2 separate regions of the Homo sapiens genome follow, and region 2 is linked to region 1. A link is a loop called in an ENCODE intact Hi-C map of the cell type or tissue named here. Cell type or tissue: MCF 10A. All regions are shown on one strand. Each heading gives the region's core, and the rest is flanking DNA. Links, peaks and the distances in the headings are about the cores only.

Evidence for each region. Peaks named below come from ENCODE experiments on the same cell type or tissue, not always from the same donor. Only the 100,000 strongest peaks of a DNase experiment are listed, where the experiment ranks them.
Region 2: a loop joins it to region 1, with 2.4 times the contacts of the local background. A loop is called at or near these places in 3 of 110 quality-filtered maps.

What each region holds. Positions count from the first base shown.
Region 1 is chr5:154,305,363-154,315,552 of GRCh38, forward strand. All of the region lies in intron 3 of GALNT10 (polypeptide N-acetylgalactosaminyltransferase 10), which reads left to right. Among named protein-coding and RNA genes, the nearest start is that of MIR1294, 37 kb to the right of the region's middle. In MCF 10A, for the core only: no CTCF peak of the experiment used is centred there; DNase peaks (open chromatin) are centred at 4,209, 4,619 and 6,269.
Region 2 is chr5:154,215,204-154,225,393 of GRCh38, forward strand. All of the region lies in intron 1 of GALNT10 (polypeptide N-acetylgalactosaminyltransferase 10), which reads left to right. LOC107986465 (a long non-coding RNA gene) reads left to right here and starts at 2,953. Exons shown (of 2, transcript XR_001742939.1): 1 at 2,953-4,488; 2 at 4,855-7,230. RefSeq lists enhancers at 3,589-4,095, 4,096-4,600. In MCF 10A, for the core only: no CTCF peak of the experiment used is centred there; DNase peaks (open chromatin) are centred at 5,648 and 6,468.

The sequences.
Region 1 (10,190 bases), core at 1,217-9,216:
TCAATAATCACATTAAATGTAAATGCTCTAATTATTCTGGTTAAAAGGTGGAGATTGTCAGATTGGATAAGAAAACAAGATTCAAATACATGCTCCCTGCAAGAAACACACTTTAAATGTAGAGATACAAATAAGTTAAATGTAAAAGACAGAAAAGATATACCATGCTAACACCAGTCAAAAGAAAGCTGCAGAGGCAATATTAATATCAGTCAAAATAGATTTCAGAGCAAAGAATATTACCAGGAATAAAGAAAGTTATTCATAATAAAAAAGTAATTCATAAGGAAGACATAGCAATCCTAAATGTTTATGTACTTAATCAGTGAGCTTCAAAATACATGAAGCAAAAACTGATAAAACTATAAGGAGAGGCCGGGCACAGTGGCTCTCACCTGTAATCTTAGTACTTTGGGAGGCCAAGGAGGGCGGATCACCTGAGGTCAGGAGTTCCAGACCAGCCTGACCAACATGGTGAAACCCTGTCTCTACTAAAAATACAAAAATTAGCCAGGCATGGTGGCACGTGCCTGTAATCCCAACTACTCAGGAAGGTGAAGCAGGAGAATCACTGGAACCTGGGAGGCAGAAGCTGCAGTGAGCCGAGATTGCGCCACTGTACTCCAGCCTGGGTGACAAAGCGAGACTCCATCTCAGAAAACAACAACAACAACAAACTATAAGGAGAAATTTAAAAAGCCACAATTATGAGATTATGAGATTTCAACACCTCTCTCTCAATAATTGGTAATACAGATAGACAGAAAATCAGCAAGGATATAGTAGACTCTCACAGCACTGTCAACCAATATGACCTAATTGACATTTATAGAACACTCCAACCAATAAGAGCAGAATACACATTCTTTTCAAGTGGATATGAAACATTTACCAAGATAGATTATATTTTGGGCCAGAAAACAAGTCCTCATAAATTTAAAAGGATTCAAGTGATACAAAGTATCACTCTAACCACAATGAAATTAAACTTAGAAATCAATAACAAAATAATCCTTTTAAACTTTCCAAACGATTAGAAAGTATATTACTTACATGTAAATAACAGATGGGTCAAAAAAGAAATCAAAAACAAAATTAGAAAGTATTATTAACTGAATGATAATGAAAACACAATATATCAGAATTTGTGGAATGTCACTAAACTACTACATAAGGGGAAATTTGTAGCATTAATGCCTATGTTAGAAAAAAAGAATGGTCTAAAATTGATGACATCAACTTCCACTTTCAGAAACTAGAAAAAGAAGAGCAAATTAATCACAGTAAACAGAAGAAAGGATGTGAAAAAGGGCAAAGCAGGGATCAATGAAACAGAAAATCAAGGAAACCAAAAGCTGGTCAAAAAACAACAACAACAACAAAAAAAACTTAGGAGAAATTTAAAAAGCCACAATTATGAAATTATGAGATTTCAACACCTCTGTCTCAATAACTGGTAATACAGATAGACAGAAAATCAGCAAGGATATAGTAGACTCTCACAGCACTGTCAACCAATATAACCTAATTGATATTTATAGAACACTCCACCAATAAGAGCAGAATACACATTATTTTCAAGTGGATATGAAACATTTACCACTTTGAAATGGTCAATTAAATTGATTAACATCTAACCAGCTAGAAAAAGAGAAAAAGAAGACAAAAATTACCAATATCAGGAATGAGAGAGATGACATAACTATAGATTCTATAACTATTAAGAGAATAATAAAGGAATATTCTGAACAACTTTGTGCCAAAACATCTAACAGCTTCGCTGAAATGACAGATTCTTTGAAAGACACAAACTGCCAAAACTCACTTAAGGAGAAACGATCAACCTGAATAGTCCTATATCTATTGAAGAGATTGACAGTGTAGTTAAGTACCTTCCCATAAAGAAAACTTTAGGCCCAGATGGGTTCACTGATGAATTATTTCAACAATTTAAGAAATAATTCTGGCCGGGTGTGGTGGTTCACGCCTGTAATCCCAGCTTTGTAATCCCACTTTGGGAGGCCGAGGTGGGCAGATCACGAGGTCAGGAGATTGAGACCATCCTGGCTAACATGGTGAAACCCCGTCTCTACTAAAAACACAAAAAATTAGCCAGGCGTGGTGGCAGGCGCCTGTAGTCCCAGCTACTCGGGAGGCTGAGGCAGGAGAATGGCGTGAACCCAGGAGGTGGAGCTTGCAGTGAGTCGAGATCGCACCACTGCACTCCAGCCTGGGCGACAGAGTGAGACTCCATCTCAAGAAAAAAAAAAAAAAGAAATAATTCTATACAAATTTTTCCCCAAAATTAAAGAGGACGGGGTACTTTCCAACTCACTGTAAAACCAGCATTATCCTGATACCAAAATCAGACAAAGATATTACAAAAAAAGAATTTTACAGACCAATATCCCTCATGAATGGGTTGGGCAGGTGGTATCATCGTCATTATTCACTTTTCTTCAGGTCAGCAACTAGAAGATCAAAGGATAAAGAGGTGTGCCAAAGTCACACAGGTACACCCTGAGCAGGGTTGTATGTTTAGTGAAAAATAATAACAATAAAGTATGAAAAGAAAAACCTAGAATTCTATACCCAGTGAAAATATCTTCCAAAAAAAAAAAGATACCAGATAGAAATAGAGATCTTTATTCACAAAGAATAAAGATCTCTATTTCTATCTGGTATCTTTTTTTTTTATTATTTCTGTCTGGTATCTTTATTCACAAAGAATAAAGATCACTGCAAATAGTAGCCACGTGGGTAAATATATGCTATTTTTCTTATTGTTTAAATCTTTTAAAAGATAATTGTGGGGTAGAATGTAGTTGGAAAGGGATTTGTTACCATGGTTTGCCAACCATTGCGGCATTCAAAACACCCAGATAAAATGGTGGGGAATCAGAAGGAGGGAGTGGACTGTGAGGGAATAGCATCCTGGGCCTAGCAGAGCTGGTGGCTGAGGTCCTATTCAGGGACCACCCACTTGCCCCCATAATAATGTGGCCTTGGTGATGCTGAGTTTGGCTCGAGGAGTAGAAAACTTGATGTTCATAAATATTCCCATAGCAGAAAGGAAGTCTTCTCGAATGGTGATGTAAGCCTGGGGCAAGAAAGGGCAGGGATGTAACAAGAATTGAGCTTTCCTGCCCCACGTGGCATCACCAGCTGTGCATCCCTGTCGGAGACCCTGAGAACTAGGAGAAGCTGTTGGCAGAGCTGCTGCCTGTGCTCTCGGGCTCCTGCTTTGCATGCCCACCCAACTGACGTATCCAGAGCTAACTAGATCAGGAACTTTATCTACGGTAACTGTGTGTTTGTTATGGGCTCCTTTCTACCCTTCCACCTCCAGTCTGCAGCTCATCTGAAATGCAGCCAGCCCTTACTCAGGCTTATTATGCTAAAATGATCAAGAGATAGTCCCTGTCTTGAAGAGATTTCAAGCATATTAGTCACTTAAAACTGTCTCTGAAAGCCATTTATTCATTCAGCAAATATCTATTGAGTGTCTATTTTGTGTGCTTACTGTATGGCCTAGGTCCTAGGGAATCAGCAATGAGCAAATAGTCAAAATCTCCTTCCCTCCTAGAGCTTACATTCCACTGGGGGTAGGGGTGGGAGAGTCATAATATAAACAAACAAATAAATGGATTGATTTTTTAGATAGCAATAAGTGATGTGGGGAAAAAAGATTAACAGGATAAAGGGTAGAAAAAATAATAAGAATGGGGTAGATTTTATTTCAGGGGTCAGGGAAGTGCTGTCAGATAAGATGGCATATGAACAGAGCTATGAAGTGGTGAGAGGCCTAGCAGGAAAGTTGACCAGGGGAAGAGCACTGCAGGCAGAGGAAACAGCAAATGCAAAGGCCCTGAGACCACTGTGCCTGGCTTGTGGAGGCCAGTGTGGCTGGAGCCTGATGATGTGAATGATGAGAAGTTAGGCTGGAGAGGTGTCTGGGTGGTGGTCGGGTTGTAGTGGGGCTGGAGCTTTTCCCAAAATGACTAAGACGGGATGCCACTGGAAGGTTTTGAACAGAGAGTGACATGATCTGATTTTCATGTTAAAAGGATCACTTTGGTTGCTATTTTAAGAATAGACTGTAGGCAGCCAAGGGTGGAAGCAGGGAGACTAGTTAGGAGTATGTTAACAGCAAGGCAGGGGAGCGTGAGAGTGAGTCAGTCCACAGTAGGAGTAGTGGAGTAGCCATGGCTGAATTCTGGACATACTTGGAAGGTGGAGATGGAGGTGCCAGGATTTACTTACAAGAATGTGGATATGAGAATAAGAGAGAAGCCAAGGATAATGCCAAGGTTTTTGGCCAGAGCAGCTGGGGAGATGGAGTTGCCATCTGCAGGAATGGAGATGACTTTGGGAAGAGCAATTTTGGGGAAAATCACGATTTTGATTGCAGACAAGTTTGCGACACTGTTTCACATCCAAATGTCAATGTCAAGTAGGCAGTTGAATAAATGATCTCATTTGTGTTGTGAAAAATGGAAATAGTGACAAGATTTTTTTCTGAGTTGCTGTGTTTTTATTGTGGTTTTAATTAACTCACCTTCCTAGAATATCAGGAAATGCCTGAGGCATAACAGATAGTAAGCCTAAAAATGACCCAAGACCGGACGTAGTCTGTGGCGTGCAGTGTAATGGAGTTTGTGGTCAGCGTTCAGGTTATGGCGAGAGCGGTACCCATAACCTTCCACCCTTTTTGTTGGGAATGAATGACGGGAGTCTGCACCCGCCCCCACCCCATGGTGCAGAGTGGCTTGTCAGACCCTCCATAGAATAGAGACAGGCTTCAAAGACTATTTAGTACTTATTAGCAGTTTTTACCCTTTTTATCATGATTCATGTGGTAGAGCAAGCTCGCCTGACACCTTTATAATGGAGTACTTCAGTATAAGATTAGTGCCCCAGAGATACTCAGAGTTCAAGAGCAATGCAGCCTCCCTGTTTTGGTAGGTTGTTAGCGAGGCTGTTGTGGGAGGGGAGGGCCTGTAGATGGAATGATTTGTAAGCTGGGAAAGGAAAAAATCTAGGTTTTTCTTTTTTTGGACCATCACTGGGTTTTTTTTGTTTTTTTTTTTGTTTGTTTGTTTGTTTGTTTGTTTGTTTTGTTTTTGAGACAGAGTCTCGCTCTGTCATCCAGGCTGGAGTGCAGGCGTGATCTCGGCTCACTGCATCCTCCACTTCCTGGGTTCAAGCAATTCTCCTGCCTCAGCCTCCCAAGTAGCTGGGATTACAGGCGCATACCACCCACCACACCTGGCTAATTTTTGTATTTGCAGCAGAGACAGGGTTTTACCATGTTGGCCAGGCTGGTCTGGAACTCCTGACCTCAGGTAATCCGCCCACCTCAGCCTCCCAAAGTGCTGGGATTACAGGCGTGAGCCACCGTGCCTGGCCACATCACTGGTTTTTTAGGAGACTTAAATCAGCTCTTCTCCTTTGAAATTAAATGACTCCCTTCTGAACAGTGGTGTTTCTTCCACGATAACAGTTATTGATCCATTGGACCTAATATTGAGATTTAAAGGTGCTCATATACCTTAAAATAAAATGCAGCCAATAACATTTCTTACATTGACTTCTTTTCTCTAATTTTTAAAAGAGTTCAGTGAATTCAGCCCTGAAGTTGAAATTGTGAAGATAAATAATCTACAGCAAAATGGCTGCCTATCAACTAAAAATTATATGGGCATCTACTCCCTACAATTTATGCTAGATAAAAGCCACTTACATCTATGTGACTGGATGTGTGGCTTGTTTTCTTTTTATTATTTCTGCAAACAGATGCATTTTCTGAGTCTTCTAGAAATGGATGCTGTGTTCTCCATTAATAACAACATGTACCATTTGTCGAGTGCTCCTATTTATTTATCGATGTACCGGGCATTGTGCTGAACACATTGCCAGTTGTATCTTACTTGTTCCTATTCAGAATTGTTGTGTGATGATGATTTATTTCTTTTATACTCAACATTGTCTTCTGGTTTACAAACTGTTACAACTATTTTGTGGTTTAGCCTCTCTGCAATTGTGTCAAATGGGGAACATCACTAGCTCCATTTTACAGATGCACAAACTAAACCTCAGAGAACCTCAGCCCTTTGTTCCAGTTCACACTGCTAGTAGAAGGCAAAGAAGGCTCGACCTAGATCCAAGCCTGTGTTTTTTCTATTGCATCATACACAGACTGAGACCTGAGACCTGAGACCTGAAACCCGTGTCTCACAGAGAATGGAGACTTTTTTTTTTTTTTTTAAGACAGATTCTCACTCTCTTGCCCAGGCTGGAGTGCAGTGATGCAATCTCAGCTCACCGCAAATTCTGCCATTCAGGGTGAAGCAATTCTCATGCTCAGCCTCTCGAGTAGCTGGGACTATGGGCACACGCCACCACACCAGGCTAATTTTTGTATTTTTAGTAGAGATGGAGTTTCACCATGTTGGCCAGGCTGGTCTCAAACTCCTGGCCTTGAGTTGATCTGCCCACCTTAGCCTCCCAAAGTGCTGAAATTACAGGCATGAGCCACCGTACCCGGTGGAGGGAAACGTTTTTAAATCTGAATCCTCTGTCCATGAAGGTACTTGGACCAGGCCTAGTGAGTGGTATTTGCTACATAAATCCAGCAAACACAACCAGCCGACTCCTCTGCATGCATCGCATTCACCATGCAGAAGGTAATATGTTCTTGTCCAGGAGCAGATAAATAGCATTCAGCAAAATTGGTTACAGAGATGAGTTTGATTTCTAAGTGGTGTTGGCCTTGAAAGGGTTTAAGCAAAAAGAAAATAATGACTGGAAGATAAGAGTGATTATCAGTTCTCTCCCTTCATTAAGATGGTATCAAGGGCAGTGTGATGATAAGACAAGCAGAACAGCTTAGCTTAGGAGCACTGTTACATAGAAGAGAACATAGTTCTTTCTTGATTGGAAGCCTCCTTCTCCACACCTTTCAGGGGAAGAAATCAATAGTCCCTCTCCCCTCTCTATCCCCCCACTTTACGCTCCAATCCTAAGTCTGCCTGGGTAATGAATTGTAACAGTTTAGTAGCTTTCTATAGTTTTTTCTTTGCTTATACAGTATATAGAGACATATGAATGGGGCTTAGGGTTTTGTTTTGTTTTATAAAAATGTGGTTGTACTATTGTGTTTTATTCTACAAGTACTTTTTTCACTTAATATATTGTGGTCACATTTTAAGATATTTCTAATAGCTGTGTAATATTCCATAGGAATATAATTTAGTCAACAGTTCCTCTGTAGACAGACATACAGGTCATTTCCAGGTCCTTGCTTCTGGAAAAAGTGTGGCAAAAAACATCCTGGAACACATATCTTTACATTTTTATTTCTTCTTTTCTCCTCTTTTATGAATCATCAAGAAACTTGATATTAAAGTCCATTTCCTTCTAAGGAATGTTTGCCTGGCAGCTGGCAGCTCACTGGGATGTGAGGTGTGGTCCTTAGGGTTATTTTGTGCCTTGCACACCATATTCATCCATTAGAGTTCCTCTTTCCTGCTGTCATCCTTGGTTTAAAGCTTGAGTATGTGGAATATATTGCATGTTACATCTGTAGGAGGGCCAAAAATTTTATCATGTGGGACAGCAGTGTGAAGAAACTGTCACTAGATTTTTTTAAAATGTTATTGTTAGGCTGGGTGCGGTGGCTCATGCCTTTAATCCCAACACTTTGGGAGGCCGAGGCAGGTGGATCACTTGAGGTCAGGAGCTCGAGACCAGCCTGGCCAACATGGTGAAACCACATCTCTACGAAAAATACAAAAATTAGCCGGGCGTGATGGTGAGTGCCTCATAGTCCCAGCTACTTAGGAAGCTGAGGCAGGAGAATTGCTTCAACCTGGGAGGCAGAGGTTGCAGTGAGTTGAAATCACATCACTGCACTCCAGCCTGGGTGACAGAGCGAGACTCTTGAAAAAAAAAAAAAGGTACTGTTTTTATAACCATCTTAAAACTAGATATGACCTAAATAAAACAGTTCCCAAAATGTAAGTTCAAAAGGAAGGAAAAGAAAGCACAAACCAAGATCCTTTAAACACTCCTTGTACCTGAAATCTCTGGTCCTAGTCAGGGGGTGCACAACTAGTGGCAAACTGATACTGCTGAGGTTTATAATTAACAATATGAATAATAAGAATAAACCTCTGTGTGTTTCTTAGCTGTCTGTTGAACAGGGACTAGCAGGTGGGTTTGGCTGGCTCTCAGCAAAGCATCCCCTGAATGGCAAAGGGCTTTCATAAAGATGTCAGCCTTGGCACACGTTGTCAAGTAATCTTTTGGGTCCTTTTATTCCAGTCAGACTGTGTTAAAGAGAAAGCTCATGTCTGTCTCATCCCCGAGAGGAGGGTAGAGAAGGGCTGGAGAGCTGAGCCTGAGCCTTGAGCTGAGGAAAGAGGCTTACAATCAGTATGTGTCAGGAGAAGGCCTAAGTCTGCAGCTCGAGGGAGGATGGGGGAAAGGGAACAGGGACTTTTCACACTCTACCCACTAAGACTCAGTTTCTGCCTCTTATTCTGGTGGAGCTGTCTCTGACTTCCACTTAGTCAGTTTCTTGATGGCTCCAAGACGACTGGACATAGTCTTTCTGAGAATGTTATATTTTAAGGGACTGTCCTTTTTGCAGAATAGAGAGGAGAAAATCCTAGAATTTTGAACTTACACCATTTGCTGGAAAATGACCTATACCGTGGCCTCTGTAAAGTGGAAACTAAATTTACATTCCAGATGCTGTACCAGGTGCATTCACATATGGCACCTCTTTTATTCCTTGTGACAGCCTTAACAGGAAGGATGTATTTTACCCAAGAGGAAACTAAGTCTCAGGGAGGTTATGACTTTCCCAAGGTGACCCAGCCACTAAGTGACAGACATGGATTTTGAACCCAGATCTGAGTGTCTCTTCAGCCTATCCATTTCCCTCACCACACCTGTAGTTGCATCCCAAGGAAGTGCCCTTCCTAGAATTCTTACCCTTGGACCAAGGGCCACTGTTTGAGATGTGGATATGCTGTCTCCCTCTGTGACCCTGGGAAGGTCCCTCCTCATTCTAGACCTCAGTTTCCTCATCTTTAAACCAAGGAGCACAAATGATATGAGAGTCAGGCTTTCCAGACTTAATATTCATTGCTTCTGATTGGCCTTTCAGGTTAAAGCTCCGTATGTGGCCTGGGAATGGTAGTTGGCTTTCTGCCTTGGTCCTCAACCCAAAGAGATGCTGGCGTCTGCCTATCTGCCTCCCCGCCTCCCACAACATACAAACCAGCTCCCAACCAGCTCCATCTCGTTAAGGGAAAATCCAAAATTGTCATCTGCTTGGCAAAGGGGGGTATGTTGGATTTGGTTACCATGTGAAAGTGCTAAAGTGGTACCCCTTTCCAGAAGATGATTGTTTATCTAGGAGTCCAAGCACTAAAAGCTTTCAAACAAGAGTCACTTGACAATTTTTAAAATGATAATTTCCTTAAAAAAAAAAGACTGAAATTGCTGAAGAGTAATTTGCCACAATGTGCAGAGCATAGAGATGGTGAAGTGCTGTGAACTACAAGTAATTGCTCTTAATGTCATGATGGCCCAGTTGGTTCAGTGTTGATAGGGCCTTGCAAATCGTGTAGAACAACAACAGTGTGTCCTAGCAGTCTCAGTGTCTATGACCTGGAAGTCCAGGTTTCCATATTAGTGGTACTTCTGAAGTTTAGAAATCTTAACTCTAAAAGAATCCAATTATTTTCACAATCAAAAAAAAATAAAAATAATTGATTCAGCTGTAGTACAACTTTTGGATGCTTACTCTTGGTTTTTTAATCCAGGGAACAGATTTAGAGATAGGACAGAATTCCTTGGCTTCATGGTTACCTCAGCTAATGGAGTATCCCATGCAAGGAATCACGGGCAATAGAGGGAAATGGGAATGTTTTCTAGGTGGAATGTGAGAAAGGCCACACAGCCAAGCCCCGCAGGGGAAGGAGGTGGAGCCACGGCACAGACAGGCCTCTTAGTGCCTGAAAGGGGAAATTTTTCCAAGGCTGGCCTCCAGGTTCTCTTATGATCTCCTCAGCACCAGGAATTTCTGGATTCCACCATTAAGAGGCCTTAGCTCTCCTCTGTGTAGCTCTGTCTGCTCCCCTCATTAGCTCTGTGACATTCTTTCCATACATCAAGGT
Region 2 (10,190 bases), core at 1,556-9,555, 90 kb before region 1:
TGGGCGCAGTGGCTCACGCCTGTAATCCCAGCACTTTGGGAGGCTGAGGCGGGCGGATCACGAAGTCAAGAGATTGAGACCATCCTAGCTAACACAGTGAAACCCCGTCTCTACTAAAAAATACAAAAAATTAGCCGGGTGTGGTGGTGAGCACCTGTAGTCCCAGTACTTGGGAGGCTGAGGCAGGAGAATGGCGTGAACCCGGGAGGTGGAGCTTGCAGTGAGCCGAGATGGCGCCACTGCACTCTCCAGCCTGGGCGACAGAGCAAGACTCCGTCTCAAAAAACAAAAAACAAAACAAAACAAAAAAGGTGTTATCTAGGTATTGGCTTGAATAGCTCCAGGGATGTGGAGGTCACCACCTCTGTCTTTTCTTCTTTTTCCTAATTATCCCTGCCTTTTAGTTCTTCTAGACCTAAGATATAACAGTGATTTTCCTTCTCCTGAAGATAGACAGCAAAAGAATACTGTCATGGTTAAAAATGAATAAACATGCCACAGCATGCATTGTGAAGATCTGCCATCTGTGTGCATCGCTGCTGCAGGTATGTTAGCCAGTCTCCAAAGTGTTTGAACTACTTGTTCAAGGGGATCTGGTGTTCTCTGTAGCAGAAGCTACTGAGTTATTAGGGGTAAGGCTTCAGCCCTGGGGCAGAAGGAGGACTTGGCAGGGCCCTCTTAGCTCTGAGCATCTGCATACCTTTCTGTTTTTTAGCTGGTGGTTTATCTAGCTTTAGGTATATAAAGATTTATTTGAAAAGGTAGAGTTTGTGGCAGTAATTGTTACCTTCTCTTCTTCTCTCCTCTCTTTCCCCTCTGAAGTGGAGGGGAAACCTGTTTGTTTCATGCCAGCTTCTGCCACTGATGTTTTCACTGCTTTCTGTTCAAGATGTTATGGTGAGGGAGGAGGCAGAGACCAGGGTCAGGAGGATCTTGGAGATCATCCCAGCCAGCACTTTACAAACTGTCTCTGGAAGTTCACATGGATGCTTCAGTGTTTACATTGTTTCAAATTGTTAGCTCTTTTTAAAGTTGTAATAATAATAATATTATTTTTAAAAAATACTGCTATGTGTTATATACTGCATTTTTACGTGTTGAAGGTCACCAGCTTTTTCTTTTAACATCTGTTTAATTGAAGATAATCCTGAGATTATAGGGCAGGCTGTGTTTTTTAAAAAAATGTATCTACTTATTCATCAAATGCATCAACTCTCCATTAAATTAAAAAGATTTTTTTTAGCATTGGGCAACTAAAACCAAACAGAAAACTATACTTTGAGGCAGATGTAAGCTGCAAGCTGTTGTCTCCAATTCCTGAGTTCAGATTATTTGTGTTCATCAGAACAACCTCATTGTCCTCGTTGGTTAATTTTCAGTAAATAAATGTTATTAATTTGAAAATTAGAAATTTGTAATCATAAAATGCACCTCCAAGTCTTACCAATTGAAAGACTTCACTCACTGAAAACCTACCAGCTTCTCAGAGAACATGAAACTGGCATTCCTCAGTTGTTTGGGAATTCCTTCTAGTCCATCATTATTTATTTATTAAATTGTACTCCAGGTGGACTATATAACAAGATCGTATTTGCACAAGAAGGCCTACTTACTGGCAACAACCTTTATATTGTCATGTTCACATCTCAGCAATTGCTTTTTACTTGTGAGTAGACCCTGGCAGCTTTTACTTTTGTAGATTGTGTCAACTTATGAAAAAAAAAATCTCCTCTCCTATCCTCCAGTGTGAGAAATGCTTCCCTCTGCCCAACCCCGGGAAGCACTGCTTTAATTATGAGACCGTTGTTACCTTTTACCTCCTATTCAATTGTTTCCTATGTGCTTAGAGATTTGTTGAGCCATTTGCCCATAAAAATCACTCCAGCAGTTATCGAAAGCCTTGGATGATAAATTAGATCATCCCTCAACCTCTGAGGTCAGGCAGCCCCCACTTCCTTCCTCCTCCTTTCACTAGATCTCTTTTCCACCCTCTCCGTCTGTCTGGGTAGACCTCTCTGACACTACTCCCACCCTTCCCAATTTTTGTGCGCTACAGTGGCTTCCGCCTAAAGCCTTGTTTGCCCTCTGAGAGATGCCCATGGAGCTCCAGGATCTGTGTGTTCCATGACCCCTGGCAGATCACGCTCCTCTTGTGGAAAATGGGAATTTTACATCTCCCTTCCTGCCTTACAGGGTTTGTTGTGAGGGGCAAGGGAGACAGTGAGAGGGTGGTTGGGGGCACTTGAGTGCTGTGGGAATTGGAGGTTCTGCTGCCTCTTCTCTGTGGGGCTGTTATCTGAGCTCTTTCACTCTTTAGTACCGCGTCCCTGTCTCGTCTCAAGAAAGCAGGTAGTGGAAGAGATGGAGAGAGTTCCAGCTTGCCTCCCAGATGAATTAAAATCAATGAAAGTTCCCACATGCACAGAGCCAGATGCATCCCTCTTCCTGTCCACACCCCTGTCACCAAAACAAGTGTGGTGAGGGGCCCCTGCCCTCTCAAGCAGGTCAGCGCAGGCCCTGCAGTAAGGAAGGCCTGAGTTGAATCTTGGTTCTGTCATTTGTAACAGCCATGTGGACCTTCAGGATGATGCCTAGACTTATGCTAAAAATTAATTGGGAGACTGTATGGAGAGGGCTTGTGCCTTGCACATTGTAAGAGCTCAAAAATAGCTATTAATTTTTTGGTGTTTGGAGAGACTGTTGTACTTTCTATAAATAAATTGTACAGTTTAACTCCCTGATTGGACCTGAATAAAAATGTTGGGGTAGGGATAGAAGAAAGGGAATCATTCCATGTGGTTTCTTCCTTCTATTTCTCCTGCCAGCTCGCTTCCCCACCCCAGCCTGGGCACTGCTGTTCGACTGAGACCAGGATTATTCCCACCGCCCAAGAGCAGAGAGGGCTCAGATGCACAGCCTCTGCCTTCGTGGAGTGGGCATTTTCAGGTGGGGATGACATTTTCTAACAAGCCTGGGGCACCTCCTCCCTCCCCACCTCATGGGTCCCTCTCTCATTTTAAAAGCCCTCCCAGGACTTCAAGATGAAACACTTCCACACTGGGCAGAGATTCTCATTGAATTCTCCAGTTCGCTGTCTCCAGTGCTGAGGAGAGACATTTTAATTAATTATAGTCCCATGGGCTCGGGGATCAATAGCAGTGAAGAGCCGTGGAATGAATTCCAGCCTCTGTGCTGTTTCCAGCTCTCCCTGTGACCTTGTACCAGTCGCTCAAGCTCTCTGGGCCTTGGTTTCCTCTTCTCTAGAATGGGAATATTCATTTCACAGGCATAATGAGAATCTTCAAAAAGGTATGGCGATCAAAGTGTTGTAAAATGTAGAGTGCTAACCACAAGTAAGTTATTATTAAGGTGGTATTTATATTCCCAAAGGGTAAGCATGAGTGGTGTTTCTCTTCTGAGCCATTTCTAGAACCTTCTTGCTTTTTGTTAATACGTTAAAACCACCTGGCAGCTTCCATTTTCCTTTCTGAGTCTGAGAAGCAAGCAGCCCAGACAGAATTGGGGGGAGAGGGTGTAGATGGGAAGAAGTTCCTGTTCTGTAAGCCCCAAGTTTCTCCAGCAAGGAAAAGGTAATCATACCTGTGGGACCTGGAATAAGAAGACAGAAGCCTTGGCTTTCCCCGAGAGTCAGTGCTGTTCGCCACACTGGCCACCTCTAGTGCTGAGTCTTTGTTTATTGAAGCCTCTTCTTCTGTTTTCCTGTGTCCTTTTCCCTGCAGTGTATTCTGCACACAGCAACCAGAGTGATCTTTCCAAAACACATCTGGTCATGTCCTTACCCTGCCCAGAGCCCTCCCCCGGCTCCCCTAGACTTTAGGATAAAATCCAGCTTCTTGCTATGGCTGCTCAGGCCCTGCTGCTCCGGCCTCTGACCGCATCTGTAGTCGTAGTCCCCTGCTCTCCCACCTGCTCGCCTTTGGCTCCCAATGTAGCTCATCTACTCCCCGACATGTGCTCTACCTGGGTCCCCAGGCCTTAATGTGCCAGTCTGGGCCTCCCTGGCCAGGTCCTCCACGTGCTTCAGGTGTCTACTGAGACATCATCTCCCCCAGCAAGCCTTCCCTGACCACCCTGCCCTCCTCAGCCTGAGTGGGTTCCTGTGGTGTCCTGTGCTTATGGATGTCTTGGTCCTAACCGTATCCCAGGACAGTCATCCATGTCCTTGGTGGCCTCCCCTCACCTACCCTACAGATGCATGAGCTCCTTTCAGGCTGTGCCTGTGTGACCAGTTTACTGTTCTATCCTCCAGCGTCTAGCACACCTCCTGCCACACAATGCATGCCAAATAATGGATGGAAGAATGGACATGGGCTGTTACCACCAGATTGAAAAACCTGCACATACTAGAATCACCTGGGCACTCTCCCAGCCAACGGCTTCGGCTTCCTGGTGCCACCTTAGTCCTCCAGATTCAGCATTTCTATGGGTGGGCCGGGGAATCTGCATGTTTAACAAGCACACGCCCAGGTGATTATAATGCAAATTTGAGAACCTCTCAGTGATCTTTCCAAGCCCAACGTTTTACAAAACAGATAACTGATCCAGAGACAGTAAGTGAATTCTGTAAGATCTCAAACACTCTCTCGCGCTCTCTCTCTCTCTCTCTCTCTCTCTCACACACACACACACACACACACACACACCACAGAGAGAGAGGGAGAGAGATTTCATTTATGAGATGACATGAACACCCAATGCTTTTCCCACTCCCACAAAGTAGACCTTCAAGAAAACCATGGTAGGCATAGGAGAATTTTTGTCTTTGTTTTAACCTTTGTCCTAAACAGATCTGATCTGGCGAATCTTCACATATTGTTTATTTCCTTTCCATAGGAAGTGCTTAGCCTCCAAGTATGGGCTACTTATTTTTTAACAATTACTTTCACTCCAAGACGTACATAATTTTTTAAACATGGGAATCCCTGATGTTTCATTTTTGTTTTGGAAATGATTTTTAGAGAAGATGAATTATCCTGTCTGATGCCATGAGATCTATTTTTATCATTTGGGATGTTGAGACTAAAACTGACAACATATTTAGTATTGCTTATAGTACTCAGTGACACTGCCTCCCTTTGAAGCCCGCCAGAGAGCCACCATGCAGGAACATGAGTTACTAATTAATTCAACCTGCTCACTGGGACAAAATGGGAAGGAAGAACCCACATTTGACACAGATAAAGTGGAGCATGTTCAAAGCGCCAGGACACCAAGGGATCAGGAAATTATGTCTCAAGGGAAGGGCTGAAGAAACTGCACATTTAGGTTTCCATGGAGGAAACTCAGTGGCTGTAAATGCCAGAAGTGCTGAAATAGGGGTGGGTAGGCTTGCAAGGAAAGTAGACCTGGACCTGAGGGTGGAAGTTACCAGGACAGACCTTCCGCTGGAATATGTGAAAGAACTTCCAAGCAAATGGAATCCTGCAAATAAGCATCCTTAAAAGGGAGTTCCCACAGCAAGAGAAATGTTCAAAGCTGGAGCCATCTGATGGGGCTGTCACAGAATGTCCTGGGTGAGGAGTGGTCTGGACTAGAAGAAGTCCAGGTACCTTTCTGACAGACTCTGGGGTGAACACAAATGGCCACAGGACCAAGCCAGTGACCTGAATGAGTCAGTCATTACTCAGCTCCAGCCAATTGCTTGGGAATGTGGGTCCAGCAAGGCCAGATCCTTCTTCTGATTTTTCAAGAAAAGACAGACTTGTGGATTTTTAAAAATATGGACTGTCCTGAGTTTTAAATATCATGCAGGCCAAATAAAGCCATCTGTGCCTGCAGGGTCTTGATTGTGACCTGCCAGTTTGACCCCTCTGTTCCAGGATTCTCAGGGTTATGTGCACTTTTGTCCTTCACAAGTAAGATAAATGAAATAGGTAGGGATTTTCCTCCTATTCAACAGATGGGCAAGTCAGGACACCGGGAGGTTAAGGGACTTCTAGATAGACGCACTCTTATAATATAAGGTAATGTTATAACAGACAAGGGCTAGAATCAGGGTACGTGGGTGAATAGGTAGTTATGTCCCTCGGCTGCTCCACTGACATTTCATTTTTTAGCTCTTCTCTTAAAATAATATTTGCTGAAGGGAGCACTGGGAAGGCCCCATCCTTCCTATATGACTGGAGCAGGGAATTCTGCCTCCCAGGGGCTCTGGGGTGAGGGGTATCCTCCCTGCACCGCTCCGGGGGTTAGGGTGCCCCTGAGTTGTGCCTTACTGAGTCTGCACATCCTGCACAGAGCTCCTGCCTGGAGCCATTCTAAAACTCAGCCGCTCCTATTCCCCAAGGATCTGTGTCTTTAGGCCTCCAGCCATGCCTGAAATTTCACCATTATAAGCCTGCTTTTGGGTGAAGGCTTCACAGGCACCCAGGAATCACTTTCACAGTGAACACAGGAAAAGGAAAAAAAACCACAGGAATGCAACCTGACATCTCTCTCAGGCTCTAAGTATTGGACTGCCAGGACTTGGGTACTGAAGAAATTAGTTTTGCCACGAAGGCAACCTCAAAAAGCCAGTCATCTTCAAGCCACATTTACAGCACTCCGCAGTGCGACTTGAGGCCTGTCTGCCTAGCTTCCTGCTTCTTGGCCTTCCTGCCACTCTTTATGCTGACACCGCGCTTACAGTAGCAGCTTTCAGACCAACTTGAGGCCTTGCTTACTTTGCCAGTGGACTGCCTGCTTGTTTTTTAAAGGATTTTTTTTTTAAGTATTGGTACTTTTTTTTCCGTGAAGCTTAGTTGAAGTATATTTGAATTACAATAAACTGCACATTTTAAAAGTGTGCAACTTGATCAATTTTAACATATATATAAACCTGTGAAGCCATCATCACAGTCAAGAGAATGAACCTTTCTATCACCTCCAAAAGGTTCTTTGTGCCCCTTTGTTACCCATTCCTCTCTGTGTCCCCTAATAACCACCTGCCTGCTTTTTGTCTTTCTGGATGAGTTTACATTTTCTAGAAATTTGTATTGAAGGAATAATATAGTATGTGTTCCTTTTTGCCTGTTTTTTTTTTTTTTACTCAGCATGATGCTTTTTGACATTCATCCATGTTCTTGTGTGTATCAACAGTGCATTCTTTATTGCTGAGTAGTAGACCATTACATGGATAGACTAATTCATTTATTCATTTACCTGTTGATGGACATTTGGATTGTTTCTAGCTTTGGGTTATTACAAATAAAGCTGTTATAAACATTTGTATACAAGTCTTTGTGTATATATATGTTTTTGTTTTTCTTGGGTAAATACTTAGGAATGGAATGGCTGGATTGTATGGTATATATATATCTTTCTAAGAAACTGCCAAATTGTTTTCCAAAGTGGCTGTATCATGTTGCATTCCCACCATCAGTGTATAAGAGTCTGGCTGCTCCGCATCCTCACCAACACTTAGAATGGTCAGTCTTTAATTTTAGCCATTCTGGTAGATGTGAAGAAGTGACATCTTAATGTCTCACATGAAATTTACATTCTGCCATGAAGAGCATCTCTTCATGTGTTTATTGGCCGTTTTATGTCTTTTGTGAAGTATCTGTTAAAATCTTTTGCCATTTTTTAATTGGATTGTCTTGTTGAGTTTTAAGAATGTTTTATGTATTCTGCCTACAAGTCTTTTGTCTAATATATGTTTTGTGAATATATTCTCCCAATCTGTGGCTTGCCTTTTTGTTTTCCTAATAAGGTATCAGTATCATCTGGCAAAATCTAGAGCATATGGGGTTTCCAGGGATAAGTAAGACATTGAAATTTAACAAATGTAGTAAACCTTAAGAATCCCGTGGAACCTGAATGTGGTACCAACATGAATATTTATCATATTAACTCTGAGTTTGGATATTATTTTGCATAATTTGAGAAAAACACTGTGTAGGGCACCGTACTAGGTGCTAGAAGAGATGGAAGGAAAGGTACAGACATAATCAGACATGGACACTGTTCTCAGGATGCCCTCATCTGTGGAGGGAGAGGCGTAAGGCATGCATTCTAATACTAATCATTATTGCATGCGTGATCTGCTTTATTGGCTTGATAATCCTCAGAACAACCCTCTGAGGTAGATTGTCTTAATTTGGCAGATGTGGAAACAGGCTTAGAGAAGTTAAGTCACTTCCCCAGTTCGTACAGCTAGGACATGGGGGACCTGGATTCAATCCCAATACTGTCTGACTTTGAAGGCCCCATTCTTAACCTTTGGGCTAAATTGCCTCTCTAGTATAAGGTAGACTGTATTAAGGAACTATAAGCAAGTTATAAACAGAGCATTGTAGAGCAAGAAGTGAACATTTATTTTTGGCTCTGTGCCAGAAAGCACCATGAAGGGGTTAGCATTTGAGCTAGGCCTTGAAGGATGTACTTAACCTTGGCAACAAAGATGACAGAAAGGGAATAACAATTGGAGGGAGCAGGCCGGGTGCAGTGGCTCACACCTGTAATCCCAGCACTGTGGGAGGCTGAGGCGGGTGGATCACCTGAGGTTAGGAATTTGACACCAGCCTGGCCAACATGGTGAAACCTCATCTCTACTAAAAATACACAGATTAACTGGGCGTGGTGGTGCAGGCCTGTCATCCCAGCTACTCAGGAGGCTGAGGCAGGAGGATCACCAGATCCTAGGAGGTGGAGGTTGCAGTGAGCTGAGATCGCGTCACTGCACTCCAGCCTGGGTGACAGAGCAAGACCCTGTCTCAAAAAAAAAAACTAAAAAACTAAACAACAACAGCAGAACAATTGGAGGGAGCAGCATAAGTAATGATGCAGAGGTGGGAATGGTCCTGGGATCTGTTGACTATAGCCTCATTTTCCTTAAGGGGAACAGAGAGAAAAGGCGATTAAAATCTATTCTCAAAAGTCCTTGAAATTTGGGCTTAGAAGTTTGAATTTGATTCCAGAGGCAATAGTGATCCACTGAAGCATTTGAGCAGCGGGGAGGGGAAGTATTATAGAAGGTTGTGTGTCCTAGAAGGACAAGGAAGTAGAGGAGGTACAGAGAACCGTTGGGGATCTTGTGGTCCCCACTGTAAGTGTTGGGGCCCCCAGCTAGGTCATTAGCCACAGAAATGGACAAGAAAGGATAAATACATAATCCAAAAGTAGTAGCCACCTTCCCCATTCATCATTCTTATTCTATCAATTCTTCTATAATCTGGGACTAATTTGACCCAGTCTCTTGCTTCCTCCTTCTTCCTCGTCCATCTGTATTTTGCATACTTCATTGCTCTCAGACGTAACAAGGGAGAAGAGAGAAACTCAATTTGTCCAGCTTGTAATTTGTTAGCTAATTCTGATAAATGAGGTGGTTCCTGGAAAAGGCAGAAACTTTTGGCTAAAATGAAGTTTTATACTATTTGTACATTTATTTATTCATTCATTAAGCTAACCAGATTCATTCATTTACCATTCATTCATCCAAACATTTATTCATTCTATAAACAGTCATTTGATATTTATGGAGTATCTAATATGTTAATATGTGCCAGACATTGTGGTAGATACTGAAGATACAGTGGACAACAGAACACAGTCTCTGTCTACAAGAAGCTCACTTCTTTTTTTTTTTTTTTTTTTTGAGATGGAGTCTCGCTCTGTCTCCCAGGTTAGAGTGCAGTGGCAGGATCTCGGCTCGCTGCAACCTCCACTTCCCGGGTTCAAGTGATTCTCCTGCCTCAGCCTCCTGGGTAGCTAGGACTACAGGTGTGCACCACCATGCCTGGCTAATTTTTTGTATTTTTAGTAGAGATGGGCTTTCACCATTTTGGCCAGGCTGGTCCTGAACTCCTGACCTCAAGCAGTCCACCCACCTCAGCCTCCCAAAGTGCTGGCATTACAGGCGTGAGCCACCACACCTGGCCTTTTTGGGGTTTTTTTGTTTGTTTTTTTTTAGACAGAGTCTTGCTCTGTCACCCAGGCTGGAGTGTAGTGGCGCAATCTCGGCTCACCACAAGCTCCGCCTCTTGGGTTCACGCCATTCTCCTGCCTCAGCCTCCCAAGTAGCTGGGACTACAGGCACCCGCCACCATGCCCGGCTAATTTTTTGTATTTTTAGTAGAGATGGGATTTCACCCTGTTAGCCAGAATCGTCTCGATCTCCTGACCTCGTGATCCGCCCACCTCGGCCTCCCAAAGTGCTGGGGATTACAGGCGTGAGCCACTGCGCCCGGCCT